2 separate regions of the Homo sapiens genome follow, and region 1 is linked to region 2. Evidence: chromatin loops called from intact Hi-C (ENCODE). Cell type or tissue: mammary epithelial cell. All regions are shown on one strand. Links, peaks and the distances in the headings refer to the core of each region. The heading gives the core; the rest is flanking DNA.

Region 1 (9,993 bases), core at 1,311-9,310, 59 kb after region 2:
TTCAAACTCAAAAGCAGATTAGAACATCACCTGAACCACCTTCAGGTTAGAAAATGAACGTTGCTATAAAAGAAGTAAAAATAATAATTATACAAGGGCATAGGTTAAGTCTTTGAAACTGCCTGCATGGCAGATTTTACATTTTTGAACCGAGGCTGCCACAGCTGTGGCTAGTGGTTGTCTGACCCTCTTCTTTCACCTGGTGCCTTCGAGGGCCACTGAGAGCATGAGTCAGAGCACACCAACACCCAAACAAAGCACACATGCTCATGGCGCCTTAGTCCCTGGCCAGAGACACGCCTGTCTTTCATCACGTGGGATGGAGACAGTGAAGAGCCTGAGCAACAGAAGACTGATGAAGAGCTTCAGGCGTGAGATGATTGAACACCACCTAGCACCTGGCAAACGGTCTCATAGTCCCTATCCTGGGTGTTGGACCACAACGAACTGTTTGCTGACCGTGCAATTTGGCAAAATCATCAAACCTACACAAAACAAGAAACAAGCGCACAAAATAAGTGCAAAGAGGAAAAGTAGGCATTTTTCTCTAATTGCTATATATTCTGGCATAGTCCTTTGCTTTGTTTACAATAGAACTTAGAAGAAATACAGTTTTATTTAGATGGCACTAAGAGAATTTAAGATTCCTTTGCCGGCATATTTTGAACTAAACTTTAGTAGATTTACTGACAGATGTAGAAGTTAATAGCAGCTTTTTAAATTATCATGAATAATGTTTTCAATTAAAATAATATTTCTTATGTTAAGCAGGATATCAATGTTATCACAATACAGTTAAAGACAAAGGTTTTACAAGTGCTAAAATGGGATGTAAGGTATACCTCAGTGAAACTGTTTTTAAAAGTTTTATATTTCAAAAGTTTCGACATTGCAGAGAATTTAAATTCTCAGCAGTACTGCCTTAACTTTTTTTTATTATTATTTTTACTCTTTTGAAAACTCTACTTTCCAGCTTTCTCAGTTTGAGAGGACACTGAAGAGCTTTTGCAGAAATCAGACATGTCATTTTATTAGGAAAACTGATTTGATTATTGATATGCCAATTATAAAATTCTTAGTCATCCAGCACATATCTAGCCATGCAAAAAAAATTTCATATGTAACTTTGAAAGCAAAAGTAATGAAAATCAATGTGAAATTACATTGATTGGCTAAATTCAGTTCTTCTCAAAGAGTAGTAAAATGCAGTTGTTAAGAACATAGGATCTATAGGCTTTGGTTCAGAATCCTGGTTCCAAAGCTGAGTGGTGGTAGGTGTCTTCATCTGCTCGGGCTGCTATAACAAAATGCCCTATTCTAGGTGCCTTAAACAATAGAAATTTATTTCTCACAGTTCTGGATGTTGAGAAGTCTGAGGTTAGGCTGCCAGCATGGTTGATTCCTGGTGAGGGCTCTCCTCCTGGCTTGTAGACTGTCACCTTCTTGCAAAAAGGACTCTACTCACCTGACTTCACCTAACCCTAATTACCTCCTAAAGGCCTCACCTCCAAATACCATGTCTTAGTCCATTTTCTGTTGCTATAACATAACACCACAGACTGGGTAACTTATAAATAAAAGAGATTTATTTGGTTTGCGGTTCTGGAAGCTGAAAAGTCTAAGAGCATGGTGCCAGCATCTGGTGAGGGTCATCGCATGGCAGAAGGCAGAAGCTGAAGCAAGCACAGGAGACAGGGAGAGGACATGGAGCCAAACTCATCCTTTTTATCAGGAGCCCACTCCCAGGATAACTAACCCACTCCTGCAACAATGGCATGAATCCCTTTGTAAGGGCTCTGCCCTCGTGGCCTCCTCACCTTGTCAAGGCCCTACCTCTCAACACTGTTAAAATGGCAATTAAGTTTCTAACACATAAACTTTTGGGGGACACATTCAAACCATAGCACCATTGCACTGGGTGTTAGGACTTCAACATGTGAATTTTAGGGGAACAGAATTCAATCCATTAGCATTGGACAAAGTACTTAATTGAGGTCATTTGCCTGGCCTCTTCATGACAGCCTTTTTCTCTTGGGACGATGTTTTTCAAAATTGTGTGTTTCCTGGGGTGCATTCCCATACATGGCAGTGAGCAGGTGAGGGAGGGGGAGAAAGGTGAGGGGAAGCTGTGATGTGGAAAGAGTAGTAGACCTAGGTAAAAACCTGGCTGCTGTGATGGGCCTGGACTCCTGGATATGCCCTATTCTCTTGGCATGTGGGACAGTCCCCGCTCCTGGGCTCAGGCTCCTGTAGCACCTGGGTGACGTGGAACCCGAACCCTTCGCTGAATCCTCAGCTACTCAATTTTGGCAGGGGTAGTGGCTGCAGCTGAGTAGGAGTTTGTTTGCGACCCTTTGTGTTCCAAAGAAAACGCCAGCCACAGAATTTACTGTCTTACTCACTGGAGACCTTGCAAAAGTGTGGGCCCCAAACTAGGGTTTGGGGAGAGATTTATTCACGTAGGTATTATCTGGTCTCTGTTACCCAGAAAGTCATTTTTAATAAGTCATGCACTCATGACTAATCATTTTCTCCACTTAAAAAAACTTTTTTCCAGGTAGGACATAATAATGGGTCAAGCTACTTATACTTTTCCTGTTTCCCCCTTTTAATGGGAAAAACACGCTCTTTTTCCATATCTAAAATGGAATTGAATGCTTCTTGTAAAATGTACATCTCAGGGAAAAACCCATTGCTATTCTAAACCTGCTTCCTCCTATTCTTCAGTTCCTGGTACGGTGGATGTTGTTTGCGTCTTCTGACTTCTACCCTCTGAGTTGGAGACTCATAATTATTGTTAGTATGTGAGCATGCAGTGTCTGTCTTTAAACTGCTAAGACGGTGTTGCTTTTAAGCGACAGCGATTGTTTTCTTGTTCATGTTTGTGCTGTCTTCTTTGCGTCAGCTCCTAAAATAGAGGGGAGTTGTGTACCTGTTAACAACGTGTTAACAGCATTGTTGGGGTTTTTCAGACAATTTAATTGTACAAGTAAATTATTTTAAGTTAGAGCCTATTCGTTTGAAACAAAGAAAATAGTTTTTACATTTCTAAAAAAAAAAAAAAACTAATAAGTAACTGCCAACAAATGCTAGACTATATACCTGTAAAGTCAGCATTTTAATGTCATTTTCTTCTAGAGCCAGAGTTTAGTAAGTTCTTGGCCTGCTGGGAAGAAATGTAAGGAAGAGAGTGTTGTTAGGTGGGGATTTTTTAACACAAAAATATAAACTTGCCTGACGTGATTTCTCGCCATTTTCTAAGTCACTGAAATGTTTGTTATCTATTTTATTTCAGTAAATCACTTTCTTTTAGCATCCTTCAGATGGTCAAACAGCATGTTGTATCTCTGAGAAATCTCATCTTATTAAAGATTGACTGATGTCCTTCAACATTTCTATGAGCGTTTTTCAACCCACAGAGATCCAGTTAAGATACAGACAAATATCAGGATCTTCTTAGGACCTGTTTGAAATGACATGTTTCAAAGCAGCTCTGTATTAAAAGAGGTCATTCTTTTCTGTTGAACAAGAAATTAAGTGAATGCATTTGGTGTGCTGGGGCTATTCTTCGAATGTTAGAGCAACCTGTTTCATTTTAGGGCCTGGGGTCATTATTCTCCATGGGTGGCACCGCTATCCTCCCAGTGGCATTTGAAAATCCTTGCGAGACTTTGTGGTTGCAGCAAGGACTGGGGGAAAGCTGCTGGCATTTGTAGGGAGAGGGGACTGACCAGCAGGGAGGCTAAACAGTCTAGAGTGCAAGGGGCAGGGCCATGCAAGGAGAAGCTGTTTCCTCCACAATGTCGTTAGTGTAACTGCTGAGAAACAGCGGGAGAAGTCACAGGCTCAGGGAACACAAAGGATCTTTGTGCCTGGCCTGGCCAGCCCCCCACTTCTTCAAGGAAGCATACTGGGGGTCACATCTATTTTCTCAGTGTTTCCCTTTCACCCATGCCCCACATTGCAGCATTTTTCATCAGAAACCACAGGAGCCCAAAATACACTTCCTCATTTCTGAGATGCCTTTCTTAGTCAGGGCTGAAATTAGTTTTCAGTGGACACCCACACTCAGGCACTGTACTAGCAAAGCCTTTTGTTAGAAACTGTCACACTGGTGTTCAGATTGTCCTCTGCCCGAGTTTTGGAAGGGTGGGTGACAAGGGCCAGCAAATAGTCAACACTGCCCGTTGTGCAATGCTGTGATCTCCCTCTGAGAGCAAGAAGCAAACTTGAGGTGACACTGAAACAAGGGGCGGGGGCACTGAGCCTGCTTTCGTAGCTTTGCTTTGCTTTTGCCTCTTGGTTTACTTTCTATGGGGAACATATCCCACTAAGAAGGCTGGTCCAGCCCGCACCATGATGGCAGGCATGGGACTCGGGAGACGTGGTCCCAGAGGCTCTCGCTCCACTGATGGTGAGGAGTAAATGACACAGTAGGCTTTGCAGAAGTGAAGTCAGAAATCAGAGGGCTCCATCTTTCAACCACTCCCTGGCCTTCAAGGATAGATCTTGGAGTTCACGTCATACAGTCTTTAAAAGGCTCTCCTGCCCACAAGGTGCCCTCACTACCCCTCTTCCACGTGCGTCCCTCGCACTGCTGTTTGCTGAGACTTACAGCCCCGTCCCATGTGTGACTTTTACTCCAACCCGAGGCGGGTGCTTCCTGACAGCAGGGCTGGGTCTCCTTTACTTTCTATCTTGGGGACCAGCAGTCTCCTCTGACAAGGAAGAGATTCAGCAAAGGCTCGTTGAGACCAGCCTGGGTGACACAGTGAGACCCTGTCTCAAACAAACAAACAAAAACCAGCAGAGTTTCTGATTCAGTAAATATATATTAGTTTTCTATTGCTGTGTGACAAATTACTACAAATCTAGTGGCTTACAATGCCCATTTCTTAGTTGACAGGTCTGTAGGTCAGAAATCACCATGTGCACAACAGGGTTCTCTGCTCAAGGTTAACAAGGCTGGAACCGGTTCTCTCCTGGGCTGCGTTCCTGTCTGGAGACTCTTGCGGAGAATCTGCTTCTAAGCACATTCAGATCCCCGTGGCCACTCTAGCTCCTTGAGGCCACTCTCAGTCCTTGCCACATGGCCCCCTCCATCTTCAGAATCAGCAACAGAGAATGTCTCTCCCATCCTTTCTCCGACTTCAGAAAGAACCCGGTCCCTTTTAAGTGTTCACCCCACATAATCTCCCAGGGTAATATAACCTAACTGTGGAAACAGAATCCATCACAGAGTCCCGGGATCATGCAAAGCTTGTCCACCAGGGGGCCATTTGAGAATTCAGCCTACCACAATAGGTAGGGCAAGAATTCTGGCAAGTTGCCAAGTAAGGCAGCTACTGCTGCTGTGGCAGCCACAGTCTGAAAAGCACCTACCTATGCACATTCTACAACAACCTTTGACTTAGATTGTTCCCAAATTGCAAATGAGGAAACTGAAGTTCATAGGATTCAGTCTAGAGATAATATTCATAGCACATAGTAACTGGTACCTCGTGGGCACTGACCACTCCGAATGGCTAGCAGGCAACTGACTCTGGCTGTCAGTGCCACTGTGGTCATCTTGGCCAGCACCACCAGTTGACTGAGGACCCCCAGCAAGTAAGGACTGCAGCCAGGGTTCCTGCCCAGGCCCATCTGACACCCAAGCCTGAGCTTTGGCCACTTCACATGCTAGGATTAAAAAGAAAATGTCATCCCTCGAAGCCTAAGTCAGGAGAAGAAGAAATAAAAGGACAGCAGTTTATTGATTCCAAAGCCCAACTTCCTTTGAACATTCTAGCTGCTGGATGTTCTATAAAGCTACCTTTCTCCAGTCTTAAATTTGTATTTGCTTCCTGTTGCTGATGTAACAGATTACCAAACAATTTTAGTGGCTGAAAACAGCACAGATTTATGACTGTACAGTTCTGGAGATCAAACTCCAAAATCAGTCTCAATGGGCTAAAATCAGGTGTCAGCCTGGCTGCGTTACTTCTAGGGCAAAATCCGTTTCGTTGCCTTTTCCCAGGTTCCAAAGACTCCCACTTTCCTTGGCTCATGGCCCCATATCACTCGAATCTCTGCTTCCATCATCCTGTCTCCATCTCCGACTCCAGCCCTGCCATATCCTGCTTATAAAGACACCTTGATTACACTGGGCCCACCCTGGTAATCCATCATCTCCTAGTCTCAAGATCCTTAGCTTAGTCACACCTGCAGAGTCCCTTCTTCCATGTATGGCAACATATTTACAAGCTCCAGGGACTAGGGAGGGGCTGTCATTCAGCCCAGCTCATAGTCTGAGGCCCACACCTATGTGGATCATAACAGTGAACGCTTTCATGGAAACTTCCTATGCACCAAGCCTCAATGTAGGCATTAGGTCAATTTGTGCCACCACCACCACATGAGGTAGGTCCTGTGATTATCCTCTTTACAGATGAAGAATCTGAAGCACATGGGACTTGAGAACCTTGCCCAAGGTCACACAGCTAAGAAATGGAACACCAGGTTCAGACCCAGGTGGCCTGGCTCCAGAGTCCATACTTCTACAACTCTGTTGTACACCTCTCACAGATGTGCAAGTAAAAGGCAGACCCTACATATGTAGATGGCAAGAAGCCCCACACCCACCCATCTCTCCTTCCTCTTACACCCACTGTTCCACTAAGGACCCTGCTTACTCAGGTGACCTCGCCTTCTGAGTCTAATGAGTTACAATCCTTGCCACTTCTGCCCATCGCAGAAATGTTGTTCCAGTTACTATTGCTGCACAACAAGCCACCCAAAACGTAATGGCTGTAAATAACAATAGTCATCTGTTTTGCTTGTGAATCTGCAGTTTGCACAGAGATGATTCTTCTCTCCTCCATGCATCATCCTCTGGGTTTCCCTTGGCTGGCGACTGGAGGGTCCACTCCCAAGTTGTCACACTTATATAGCTGGCAAAAATACCAGCTGCCAGTGAGGAGCTCAGCCAGAGCTCTGGGCCAGCAGCCTCAGTTCGTCTCTGTATGGGCTCTTCATGGGCTGCTTGGGCTTCCTGAAAGCATGGTGGGCAACTGGGTTCCAAGAGGAAGTGCCCCGAGAGAACAAGGCAGAAGGGCATGGCTTTTTATGACCTAAACTTGGTGTCTTTTCCACCATATAGTGTCACTTGAGGCACTCACAAAGGTCCTCCACATTCAAGGGCAGGGGACATACATTCCTTCTCCCAACAGGAATGGCAAGGCTGTAGGAGAGCATGTGGAGTAGGAGACAGTGTTGCAGCCATCTTCAGAGAATTTGTTCTTCCAGAATTGTCTTTATCATAGCTACCTATGACATCCCACCACACCACACATGGCATCCTCCCCACCTCACCTCTGTTTATAGGCACTTTCCAAGCCCAAATTTGGGTGTATGCAGAAACACAAGATTTTGTCCAATGTATTTATTTTTATGTCCTTACCAAAATTTTAAAAATGTGTTGCATGAATAGCATTAAAAAAATTTTTTTTATTTATTTTATTTTTTTTGAGATGGAGTCTCACTCTGTCACCCAGGCTGGAGTGCAGTGGCGCAATCTGAGCTCACTGCAAGCTCCACTTCCTGGGTTCACACCATTCTCCTGCCTCAGCCTCCCGAGTAGCTGGGATTACAGGCACCCGCCACCACGCCTGGCTAGTTTTTTGTGTTTTTAGTAGAGACAGTGTTTCACCGTGTTAGCCAGGATGGTCTCTATCTCCTGACCTTGTGATCCACCCACCTCGGCCTCCCAAAGTGCTGGCATTACAGGCGTGAGCCATCGCTCCCGCCCCGTGAATAGCATTTATTTTTAAAATGAAATATGCAAAGGTAGGATTTCCTAAGAAATCCAGGACATCCGTTAATAGATATTAGCACTAACCCAATGCCATGCAAAAAAATACAAGCCATCAAATTTGTTCAAAATGAGTAAAGTATATATGTCCTTTAATAAAAGCACCTGCTTATTTGATGCCACATGACAGTGGATGATAGTGGAACGTTAACTAACTAGTATAAGCGCCTACACTGAGCAGATTCTTGTGTAGGTTGATTGGGGAAAGCTTTCCTTATACCTTTTCTTTTTAGGTAGTAATGAGGAAATGCAGAGGTATATCTTTTTCCCACTTATTTAAAGCCTAACCCTATTCTCAAGTCCTTCATCTGTAGGACTTTTTGTAACTGGACCAATTGGAGGTTGAGATGGGATTCTTATATACCTAGCTAGACTTTTCTGATTGCTACGCTCCACTTCTAGTATCCTGAGCTCTGAGTGTCTGTGACACACAAGAGAGATCATTTATATTATCACTGGAGCTGCAGTCTCATCACTCAAGCTTCCATCTTAAGCCCCTGTAGGGACAGAAACTGAGGCTTTTGGAGGCCCTAGTAGACTACTGAGCACCTGGTCATGGCTTAGTATTTCTTGATTGATTTCACTGTGAGCTTTTTTTTCTTTTTGAGACAGAGTCTCGCTCTGTATTCCAGGCTGGAATACAGTGGTGCGATCTCGGCTCACTGCAACCTCCACCTCCCAGGTTCAAGCGGTTCTTCTACCTCAGCCTCCCAAGTAGCTGGGATTACAGGCACCCGCCACCCCGCCCAGCTAATTTTTGTATTTTTAGTAGAGACAGGGTTTCACCATGTTGGTCAGGCTTGTCTCGAACTCCTGACCTCATGATCTGCCCACCTCGGCCTCCCAAAGTGCTGGGATTACAGGAGTGAGCCACCACGCCTGGCCCACTGTGAGCTTTTTGAAGGAATAACCATACCTTCCTCATCTTTATATCTCTAAGGAAGAGTCAGTTACTTGGCTGCATGCATTTGTTCAACAAATGTTTATGAAGGGTTTTAAGGGTTCCAGGGTCTCTGGCTTGGTCTACCCTTAGTTCGGTGAAGGAAATCAATTAAAGTGTGGTAAATACTAAGAACTAGGGGTAATTTTACCCAGCCAAGGAGTTCGAGAAGTCACGTGGGAGATCTTTAACAAATGGTGGTTGAATGAATGGAGACATGAGTGATTTCTTGGAAGTCTGCCCTTAATCCCAGTCAGTCCATGCAAGAATCTGCTCAGTGTAGGTGCTTGAACAATACGTAGGCAGCACCCAGCCCCGGAAGAGCCCACCTGTGCAGAGAATTTTCCCCTGTAACTGACTTACTGCCTGGAATTTTCCCCTTAGCAATGCATTCCTTTGAGATGCAGACTGATCTCCAGAATTTGCTGATTAAATACAAATTCTCTGGGAAGGCCTTATATATTAAACAACTGTCATCATTAATGCTGTAATGGGGAGAAGTTTATTATGTAACCTTCCAGTCTTGTTAGAAAGGAGATTCAGAGGAAGGGGTCATCCAGGGAGAAAGAAAAGGGGCTTGGATGTGATTCTGGGACTGCAAGAAGAATGGGGAAAATAATGCAGGTGAGCAAGGAATAGATGTAGGGACATGGCAGTGACAAGAAACAATTCAGATGAGTGTCCCCTGGCACTCAGACAGCCCTGACTCCAGTGAGAATGGCTCAGCCAACACTACTGATTAAATGAGAATTTCACCAGATAAAGATGGCAGGCAGGAGAGGTAATCAAAGAAAGACAAAATCAGTATTTTCTGGTGAAATCCCTGTTTCTAGGTATGAAATAGGATTCTTTCAATAACTAGCACTCCAAAATGTTAATGGGTTAAAATGAGCAGGTTTAGAGATTGTGCATAACAGATACAGAGCAAATATTAAAAGCCGTGATACCAAACCACTACACAAAAACAGGCAAAGTCGATTTTCTCTCCAACTAACCTTTACCCTTACATATTGTGTCTGTTAACCACGGTTACCTTGACCATTGATATATAGCATCTAGTGAGGGAAGGGGAAAGGAGAAGCTTTTTTGTTATTATAAAAGTAATAAGTGTTCATTGTGGAAATTCATGCTAGAATCTAAATAATCCAAATCCAAATAATCAAGAAGAAAAACACAGGAGTCTTCTAATACTATCACACATATT
Region 2 (9,993 bases), core at 925-8,924:
GGCTGATGGGAGACAGTGACAGATCATCAGGCATTAGATTCTCATAAGGAGTGGGCAACCCAGATCCCTCACATGCACAGTTCACAATAGGGTTCATGCTCCTATGGGACTCTGCTGCCGCTGGAACTCAGGCAGTAATGTGAGCAATGGGCAGCAGCTGTAAATACAGATGAAGCTTTGCTGGCTCACCCGCTGCTCACCTCCTGCTGTGTGGCCCGCTTCCTAACAGGCCATGGACTGGCACTGGTCTGTGGTCCGGAGGTTGGCGATCCCTGCTATAGGCTGCCTACCACAGTTAGATATTCATTAGTACATTTTTTAATTTGGAAACTTTTTTGACTTCTGTGGAGCAATCAGTGTTTAGAAATGCATATTAAGATTTCTTTCTAAGGCTGGGTGTGGTGACTAATGCCTATAATTCCAACACTTTGGGAGGCCAGGAGTTCCAGACCAGCATGGCCAACATGGTGAAACCCCATCTCTACTAGAAAATACAAAAATTAGCTCAGTGTGGTGGCACGCGCCTGTAGTCCCAGCTATTCAGGAGGCTGAGGCATGAGAATCGCTTGAACCCTGGAGGCAGAGGTTGCAGTAAGCTGAGATTGCGCCACTGCACTACAGCCTGGAATACAGAGCAAGACTCTGTCTCAAAAAAAAAAAGGGAGCAAATCCAAACGGATCCCTGACATTATTAAAAAGACTTATTTGGAGGAAAAAAAGAGGATTTTTTTCTAATCTGATTTTTTTCTTTTTAGCTTCAGCTCCATAAAAGAATAGTTTTAGCCACTATAGTTTAACATGGAACACTTCATTGAGAGGACTATAGCTAGGTTACTAAGTTTCTGAGTATCAAGAGCAGTTACCCACCATATTTCTGAACAAAGAACTCGGGAAGCTAAACCTTTTATAACTTGGAAAGGTCCAGTACTTTTCCTTTTGTTACTAATTTCAGCAGGTGCCGCATGAAATTCCCATGTGCAATCATAATTAATGCCAAAGAGAGAGGTATCTGAGGTCGGCCTGAATTCACGATTAAGAGACAAAAATATTATTTAATTCAGAAAGTTCCTCAACATAACAATAGCATGTCTTATTTTATCACTGTATTATTAATCTTCTCAGGCTGCCATAACAAAAAACACAGATTAGGAGGCTTGAGCAATAGACATGTATTTCCCACAGTTCTGGAGCCTGCAAGTCTGAGGTCGAGGTCCCAGCATGGTCTCTTTCTGGTGAGGCCTCTCCTCTGGGCTGCAGATGGCCCCCTTCTCCCTGTGTCCCTACGTGGTCTTTCCTCAGTGTGTGGAGAGAGGAGCAAGCTCTCTGGTGTCTCTTCTTATAAGAGCACTAATCCTATTATATTAGGGCCCCACCCTTCTGACCTCCTTTAGCCTAATTACTTCCTTAGAGGCCTCATCTCCAAATAAAGCCACACTGGGGATTAGGGCTTCTGCATTTGGACTTGGGGGATGCAAGCATTTAATCCATGATAATCACCTTTAATTTTTGTTAATCTTTGTGCTTTATTTTAAAGATAATAAAATAGTTTCTATTCATTAATATGAAGTGCTTTATTTTGTATATTAAGTACCCTATTTATGTAATACATGTCACGGGTGCACCTAGCCGGGGTCAGTGTCACAGGCAGTAAAGGAATTTACCAAGACAGTTGCAGGTAAAGAAAGCCAGATTTATTAGAGAAAGTATAAAAATATGTTGCAAGGGTGCAGCAGGCAGCACAGCAGAGAAGGGGCCGTCTGCCAAGCGGCAGAGGCTGGAAGGAAGTTTTATAGGGTTGCGCTGGAGGGGCCTATGTGCTGAAAAAGGTCACTGTGCCCGGGGTTGTTTGTGATTGGCCATTTCTCAGAATCACTGTTCATTGTTCTCTCCCATCTGGGGCCCCTTTCTCATTGTTGTTTACTTATCAGGACTCCACAAGACGTATCATTTTATCTTTACAAGAACTCTGTGGCATAGGTACTGTTATCATCCCCATTCTATAGAGGAGGAATCTGAGGCCAAGTAAACCTGTCTGAGGTCACACAGGTGAGGAACTGTTGATCCCTAGACTCAAACCCAGTTTCAGCTAACTCTAAAGCCTGTGCTGCTCATCATCTTTTTTTTTTTTTTTTTTTCTGAGACCGAGTCTTGCTCTGTTGCCCAGGCTGGAGTACAATGGCACGATCTCAGCTCACTGCAACCTCTGCTTCCCGGGTTCAAGTGATTGTCCTGCCTCGGCCTCCTGAATAGCTGGGATTACAGGTGCCTGCCACCACGCCCGGCTAATTTTTGTATTTTTAGTAGAGACAGGGTTTCACCATGTTGGCCAGGTTGGTCTCAAACTCCTGACCTTGTGATCCACCCGCCTCGGCCTCCCAAAGTGCTGGGATTACAGGTGTGAGCCACTCCACCTGGCTGCTGCTTATCATCTTAAAGCATGGCATTAATGCGAGTGAATTTTTCATATATCTTTCACATCTCATTTCAATCCTAGGATAGCTCTGTGAAGAGAGTGTTTTTACCTACGGGAAACAGAGATTCACATGAGTTACGACTCTTCATTCTTTCAGTCATGTATTTATATTATATTAGGGTTCTCTAGATGGACAGAACTAATAGGATAGATCGATATATATAAAGAGGAGTTAAAAGGGAGTTTGTTAAGGAGTATTGACGCACACAATCCCAAGGTGAGGTCCGACAATAGGCTGTCTACAAGCTGAGGAGCAAGGAAGCCAGTCTGAGTCCCAAAGCTGAAGAACCTGGAGTCTAATGTTTGAGAGCAGGAAGCATCCAGCGCAGGAGAAAGATGGAGGCTGAGAGGCTAAGCCAGTTTAGTCTTTTCACATTCTTCTGCCTGCTTTTATTCTGACAGCTGATTAGATGGTGCCCACGCAGATAGAGGGTGGGTCCGCCTTTCCCAGTCCACTGACTCAAATGTTAATCTCCTCTGGCAACACCCTCACAGACACATTCAGGAACAATACTTTGCATCTTTCAATCCAATCAAGTTGACACTTAATATTAACTATCACATATATGTAATGGATGTTTATGCATGCCGATGGCGTGCCAGGCAGGTGGCACCCTGCTGCTCAGGTGGAAGGCAGTGCCTGGACACTGGCACCAGGCAGACCCAGATTTGAATCCTGGCTCCATCAATCCATTCATTCATTCATTTATTCAACAAATACCTTTTGGGTGCCATCTCTGTTCTGAGCACTGTGCTGGTTGCAAAACCAGCTGTGGGGCCCCAGGCTGGCAGCCCACTTCCCCAGTGTAAGGAGGGCACAGCTCTAGACAGATCTTGGTGAATGACAAACACCACCTCTCCCTTCACGGAACTCACAGCCCACTTGCCTGTCATTCCCCACACCCTCATAAGGTAAATCAGAGTTTTCCATGTAGGAATCTGCTCAAAAAGAGCATTTCTTCAATGTGATTCTAGTTCTCTTCCACACAGCTTCTCTGGCTTACACCCGTACCCTGTTTTGTCCAGCATGTGGCTAGAGAGGAGGTACATTTCAGTCACTTAAACTTTGTGTCTTTAATTGGTCTTGGAAACATATACAGTACTGATCTGAGATGACCCCTGTGTCAGGGATGATTTAAATGACCCCAAGATGGCCGGGTGCTGTGGCTTATCCCTGTAATTTCAGCACTTTGGGAGGCTGAGGCGGGCAGATCACCTGAGGTCAGGAGTTGAAGACCAGCCTGGCCAACGTGGCAAAACCCCATCTCTATTAAAAAATACAAAAATTAGCCGGGCGTAGTGGTGGGCGCCTGTAATCCTAGCTACTCGGGAGGCTGAGGCAGGAGAATCGCTTGAACCCGGGAGGCGGAGGTTGCAATGAGCCAAGGTTGTGCCACTGTACTTCAGTCTGGGCAACAGAGCTGTGTCTCAAAAAGAAAAAAGAAGTGACCCCAAGACGGATTCTGTCCAGTTACTGCTTGAAGATTTGCCAAAAATAGCCTCACAAGGCCAGATCACTTGAGTAAAATGTTTCTCAAAACATCTGCCAACATTGAAGACTTTTCCAAATGTCATGATGGCAATTATTGATTGATAAGGTGACATGTCTCATCCACTTTGTCCATCCTGGCTTATGCCTGTCATCCAAGTGAAATCATTAGTAGCACCCTCTCCCACTCTGAAGCTTGAGTGATAAATTATAATTATAGGTCCTCTATTCACTTAGCACTTACAATCAATTATACTTACAATCAATTATAGGTCTCCTATTTACTTAGCACTTACCACTTGTGCCAGATATTTTAGGTACATCATCTCTTTGAATCCTTCTTACAGCCTTCTAAGATATATACTATTATTTCCCCATTTCATAGATGAAGGAGACTTCTTCACCCTTTATAAAAATAATAAGCACTGTGGAATCCCGGGGTAACTGGATATCCGACTCTGGGGTTCTCGAAGTCCTGGGACCAGAAGGTTCTTCCAAGGCTGTGCCTTTCATCTCTTCAGTGAGAAATTCGTGCTGAGAAGGGTGACGAAATTTCCTCAAGGGTGCTCAATAGATACTAGCAAAACTCAAAAGCAGGTCTTTTTTTCTTGCAGCCTGCTGGTTTTACTCTGCCCACTTAATTCTCCAACGAATAATGTTCTCCCCTTTCCCAGCGCCATCCAAAAGAACCCGGAGCATACAAACCGGGGGACTTCGGGAGTCCAAGCCAGCTGGAACCCGGTAATATTGCCAGGGAAGGCTGTCCCCAGGCCGCAGGTAGGGAGAAGCAGTCTCCAGCTTGTGGAGGGGCCGGAGAGCTTTGCACCGAGGGCCTGTCCAATGCTGTTCAAAGACCAGCGGTCGCCGCCGGGGGGCAGTAACTTCATGTGTGTGCTGCAGTGGAGCTTGCTGGTTGACTTACACTTTATTTCAGGCATCAAAGGCAAAGTGCACTTTCAGAAGGGAGAAGTCATGCCTTGTGCTGCAGAGAAGCTATTATTATAAAGATAAGTGTGTAATTGAACCTTTCAAGTGGAGAGACACCCCTCTCCCTCCAGCAGAAACTGTGCAGGTGAGAAAGCCGCTTCCTGAGTGGACCTATTCCCTGCTGCTGGGAGATGCTGCCCGCTTTGTTTAGAATACAAATAGGGGAACGTGCTCACCTGAAGGGGAGACTTTTGAAAGGAATGACCCTCCTCCTGAAGATGACTGAAATTATCAGCATTATTATGAAAAGAATATGAAATATGAAAATATCAGCATAAAGAAATACAGAGAGAGAACTCAGATGAAAACATTTTATTTCAGAGATAATGGGAATTTTCTGAGCTGGCTTCAGGTATTAGGTTACTCAGTAGATTAAGAAGGAAAAGCTTTTGCTGGTAGGCAGGTCACCCGGATGATTCCAGAATTACCACCACTCTAGTCAAGTAGTGACAGTGTTCTGGGCTGGAGTCACGATTCTGGGGAATTTGTACAGCTTCCCTCACATGCATCCCAACCTGTAGATCTCAGGTGGTCTGGTCCGCAATCAGTAAAACTGCTGTGCAGCCCCTCAAAACAGACCACCCTTCAGAAAAATTCACTGTGTTACAGTTCATGAACTGCCTGGAAACACCTGCAGGTGTTTGGAAAGTGATTCAGGGTTCATTTGTATTGGTATCTCTTTCTAGAATAGCTAAATTCAAGATGTATCTTTCAAACTAGACACAGGGTGAAATGGGGTGCGGGTATAGAGCTTGTTGGTTGTGGGGGTGACTTCCTGCATTTAGTGAAAGGGGTGGTTATGCAGAGGCAGCACAGAGCATTCTGTGTTGCATTTGTGGCTTGGAATGAAGTGGACCCAGCTGGCTGCCTTCGGGGCTGTGCCTGAGATTCTGAGCATCTTCAGCTTTGTGTCTGTAAAGAGGTCTAGATGGTGGCTTACTAGGATGCTGTGAGAATTGCATGTAGCATGGTAACGTTTGTGATCGTATCAAGGACAGGAGATACTCAGAAAATATTTATTTAGTCTTTATGAAGGATCTTGTTTTAATGTCAATGAATATGTTGTTACCAGTTTTATATTAGGTCAATGTTTAATTTTTTGCTTATTTTTCTGTGCATCTATTTTCTTTAGGTGCAGGTTTTGTTGCTGCTTATTAATCTTAGTAATTTTCATGGCTCAGCTGAGAGTGCAGTGAGTGTGAAGGTGTCTATACCTACACATGTGATCACTGTTATCTCTGAATCCTGAATGTGGACAGCATTCACCTTCTTTTTTTTTTTTTTTTTTTTGAGACAGAGTCTCACTCTGTTGCCCAGGCTGGAGTGCAGTGGCACGATCTCGGCTCACTGCAAGCTCCGCCTCCCAGGTTCACGCCATTCTCCTGCCTCAGCCTCCCAAGTAGCTGGGACTACAGGCGCCCACCACCACGCCTGGCTAATTTTTTGTATTTTTAGTAGAGATGGGGTTTCACCGTGTTAGCCAAGATGATCTCGATCTCCTGACCTCGTGATCCGCCCACCTTGGCCTCCCAAAGTGCTGGGATTACAGGTGTGAGCCACCGTGCCCAGCCTAGCATTCACCTTCTTTATAGATGGACACCCACCTTAGTTTAGAGTTGTTCTTGTTAAACTACATCAATGTACAGCAGTAAGGAGGGTTGGTCTGGATTCAAATCCCAGTTCTGCCAGTAACCAGCTGTGTGACCTTGGGCAAGTAACTTAACTTCTCTGCACTTAGGTCTCCTGGTTTATCAAGTGGGATTATAAAAGCTCCTACCTCCTGGGGTTGTGTTGTGAGGATGAAAAGACATAATACAAATAGAGGGCTTACAATAATATCAGGCTCATAGTAAGTATTTAGTATGAGTTAGCAATTTTATTAAAATGCAGAAATTACAGTGTCTACATTGCTTGCAGCTGCTTAACCTGTTCCTGGGACAGTGCCTGCCACATAGTAGGCACTTAATAAATATTTGTGTATCAGTGGAAGTAAAACATCATCATGAACAAGAAAATATTGTTAAGTCCATTAAATAATAAGCTTTATTTTCCCATGAGTAACTTAGGCACTTTCAGAAGCTGTGTGCATTTTTTCAGGCCAGGGGGTCCTGCAGCTTAAAAATTTTGCAGTGGTGTGTGCCTGCATGCATGTGTGTTTGTGAACACACGTGCATGTGTGTATGAAATGAACAGATTTAGATACTGAATATTCAGAATACCGCAGCACCATATATGCTATGCCAGCAGACTGGCATGGCTTATTAACACTTATAAATGCTTAGAAAAACCTGTATTAATTTCACTATAGTATGTTGAGACTTTGCTAAAAGGATGTTTTAATGTGAAATGAGCTTTGCTACAAAGTTGCAAACAACTTAAGACTCTAAACACTTTTTTGAAAATAAATCTCAACATAATGAATATGAAAGCCTCATGAACTATAAAGCATAAAAATCATTATTATTGAAGAAAGAAATCCTAGGCTTCTTAGCACAACTTAAAATAAAAATATTGCAATTGAGAAATAAATGCTAATGCTTGGTGGTGAGGTTTTTCTCCTGTCTCCTCGCCTCCTTTCCTTTCCCTCCCTCTCTCCTGATCTTCCCCTTCCCCTCCTTTCTCCCTTCTCTCTCTGGTTCCTAGAATGCCTTTTAGAGGAAAAACAGACCTTTTCAGAAATACATTGTCATCTGCTAAATCTCCACCTACTGCACCAGCCAGCCTCAGCACCCTGCTAGGAGGTGGCTGGTCATTCTTTGCCGTATCTTACCTTAAGAGAGCAAAATCAACTTGTGATGGTTCCTATCTCTGAATGCTGCCCTGGTTTCCATTAGAATATGCTGGGGAAGATGACCTTTCTTAATGAAAGTAGGCAGCACCCTGCTGTGCTTTTAATTAAATGAACTAACCTTTAAAAACGCGATTCTTAGCCCTGCAGCAGCATGCCACCCAGCAGTCTGTCCCCAGTGATGGTTCTGTGAGCCACCTGTGTCATAGGGAGGTACCAGGGGACTGAAGATTGGAGTGAGGGGCTTTAGCATAGCGTGATCTGGACTCTTGGTTGTTGGGGCCAGTTCTCGTGCTTTAGGTTCAGGGTAACTTATCCCTTATCTACCCTTCTAGCCAGAGAACACAACACAGCCATTACAAGCTGACTTAAGCAAAAAGTTACCCACCAGTTGCAATAGGTCTACACCTATTGGTCATGCTGCCCATGAGGCTATTTAATGGCACTGGGGAGAAATGCATGAAGAGCATGACTCATAGTAAGTACCGTTTGCTGATAGTAGGCACCAACTATAGATTGTCACATTCGTTAGATGATTTTTTTATGACCAACTATCACTTTGTTAATTACGCCTCAAATCACAGAGGCGTAATTAACTATCAAAGTAATAGTTGGTATCCCATCTTCTCTCAACCCTTCTTTAGGGATAGCCTCTGTTGAGTGTATGTATACCCTTTCACACACATGTATAAACATATGTGGTGTGTTTGGAAAGATAAATACACTTAAATAGGTACCATCTGCATGTTTACATTACGTAGTATTAGATTGCATACTATATTTTGCTACTTGGCTTTTTAACATGTTGTGGATATCTTGTCAGTAGACTCAATGTATTTCTTTTTTCTGAAACAGTCTCACTCTGTCGCCCAGGCTGGAGTGCAGTGGCGTGATCTCGGCTCACTGCAACCTCCACCTCCCGGGTTCAAATGATTCTCCTGCCTCAGCCTCCTGAGCAACTGGGATTACAGCCACCTGCCACCACACCCAGCTAATTTAATGCACTTCTTTTGATGACTCCCTGATGATTCATGATTAGAACATAACACAACTCAACCAGCTATTCCTATTGATTGTCATTTAGGTTGTTGCCAGGTTTTTTTCCCTATTATAAATAATGTTGCAAATAGCATTCTTTGTTTCCTTATGTAAATGTATTTGTAAGATACATTGCTAGAAGTGGAATTTCTGAGCCAGGAGGTATGGTTACTTTACGTTTTAATAGATACTGTCAGTTTGCTCTGCAAACTGTTTATACTGATGTATTACCCCCAGCATCGCATGAGTTCCTCTCTGCCCACATTCTCACCAGTACTGGGGATTAGAAATCATTTTGAATCATTGCCAGGATCTCTGATAGACGTAAAATAGTATCATCTTGTTTGAATTTGCTTTTCCTTAATTAGGAACAAAGCTGACCCTTCCATATGCTTATTAGTCAGTTGTTGCTTTTTTTCCTCTATAAACTGATTGTGTATATCTTGCGCTACTTTTCTGGTGAGTTTATCGTCTGTACTTAGGAATATGTAAGTTATTTGCTTATTAAGGAAATTAGTACCTTACTGCACATATTACAGATATTTTCTCCAGTTTGCCATTTGATTTTATGGTGTTTTTACTCCATAGAATTTTGTATTATTTTTATTTGTAGTTCAGATGCAGAAATTTTGCCTTCCTTTCTCCTGAGGTTGTTTCATACCTAGGCCAAGATGTATAGGAGTAGGTTTTCTTCTAGAACTTGTACATTTTTGTTGTTGATGTTTGCTTTTAATTCACTGGACATTCTGGTATGAGGAGTGAGTTAGATTTCTGGTTTTCTCGTTTGCATGTTACCTGTGGGATGTTCCAATGTTGTTTGCTAAGCAGTGCTCTTTCTTTGAAGATTTGAAATACCACCTAAATGATCAAATATGCTCTTCTATCAGGATTCTTCTCTTGATCTTTTTGTTCATTTCTAAGCCAGTTTCATACTACTGTTTTCATGACTGTGATCTTACATTTTAGCGTGATTTAACAATTAATACAGTGAATTGTCCTATTCTTTTTTTCCAGTATTTGTTTTCCTGGCTAGTATCATTTGCTGCTTCTTCTTTGGGAACTCTAGAAGTATACTGTTACTTTCAAACTGTCCTCTACTCCCTTACAAGAATGAAAACGAAAATGGAACATCCAAACCTGTTAATATTTTGAGTGAGATTGCTTTGGGTTTATAGTTACTTAGGGAGAGTTGACGTCTTTACATCCTAGGTTCCTGTG

What was found. Peaks named below come from ENCODE experiments on the same cell type or tissue, not always from the same donor. Only the 100,000 strongest peaks of a DNase experiment are listed, where the experiment ranks them.
Region 1: a loop joins it to region 2, with 8 times the contacts of the local background. A loop is called at or near these places in 7 of 110 quality-filtered maps.

What each region holds. Positions count from the first base shown.
Region 1 is chr21:34,539,446-34,549,438 of GRCh38, reverse strand. All of the region lies in intron 1 of RCAN1 (regulator of calcineurin 1), which reads left to right. Among named protein-coding and RNA genes, the nearest start is that of KCNE1, 32 kb to the right of the region's middle. RefSeq lists a silencer at 5,253-5,402 and an enhancer at 2,075-5,773. In mammary epithelial cell, for the core only: a CTCF peak has its summit at 5,269 (motif pointing right); a DNase peak (open chromatin) is centred at 5,298; H3K27ac peaks cover 941 bases.
Region 2 is chr21:34,598,064-34,608,056 of GRCh38, reverse strand. The region is part of intron 1 of RCAN1 (regulator of calcineurin 1); the gene reads left to right. Among named protein-coding and RNA genes, the nearest start is that of RCAN1, 12 kb to the left of the region's middle. In mammary epithelial cell, for the core only: a CTCF peak has its summit at 4,831 (motif pointing right); DNase peaks (open chromatin) are centred at 4,846 and 8,776; H3K27ac peaks cover 46 bases.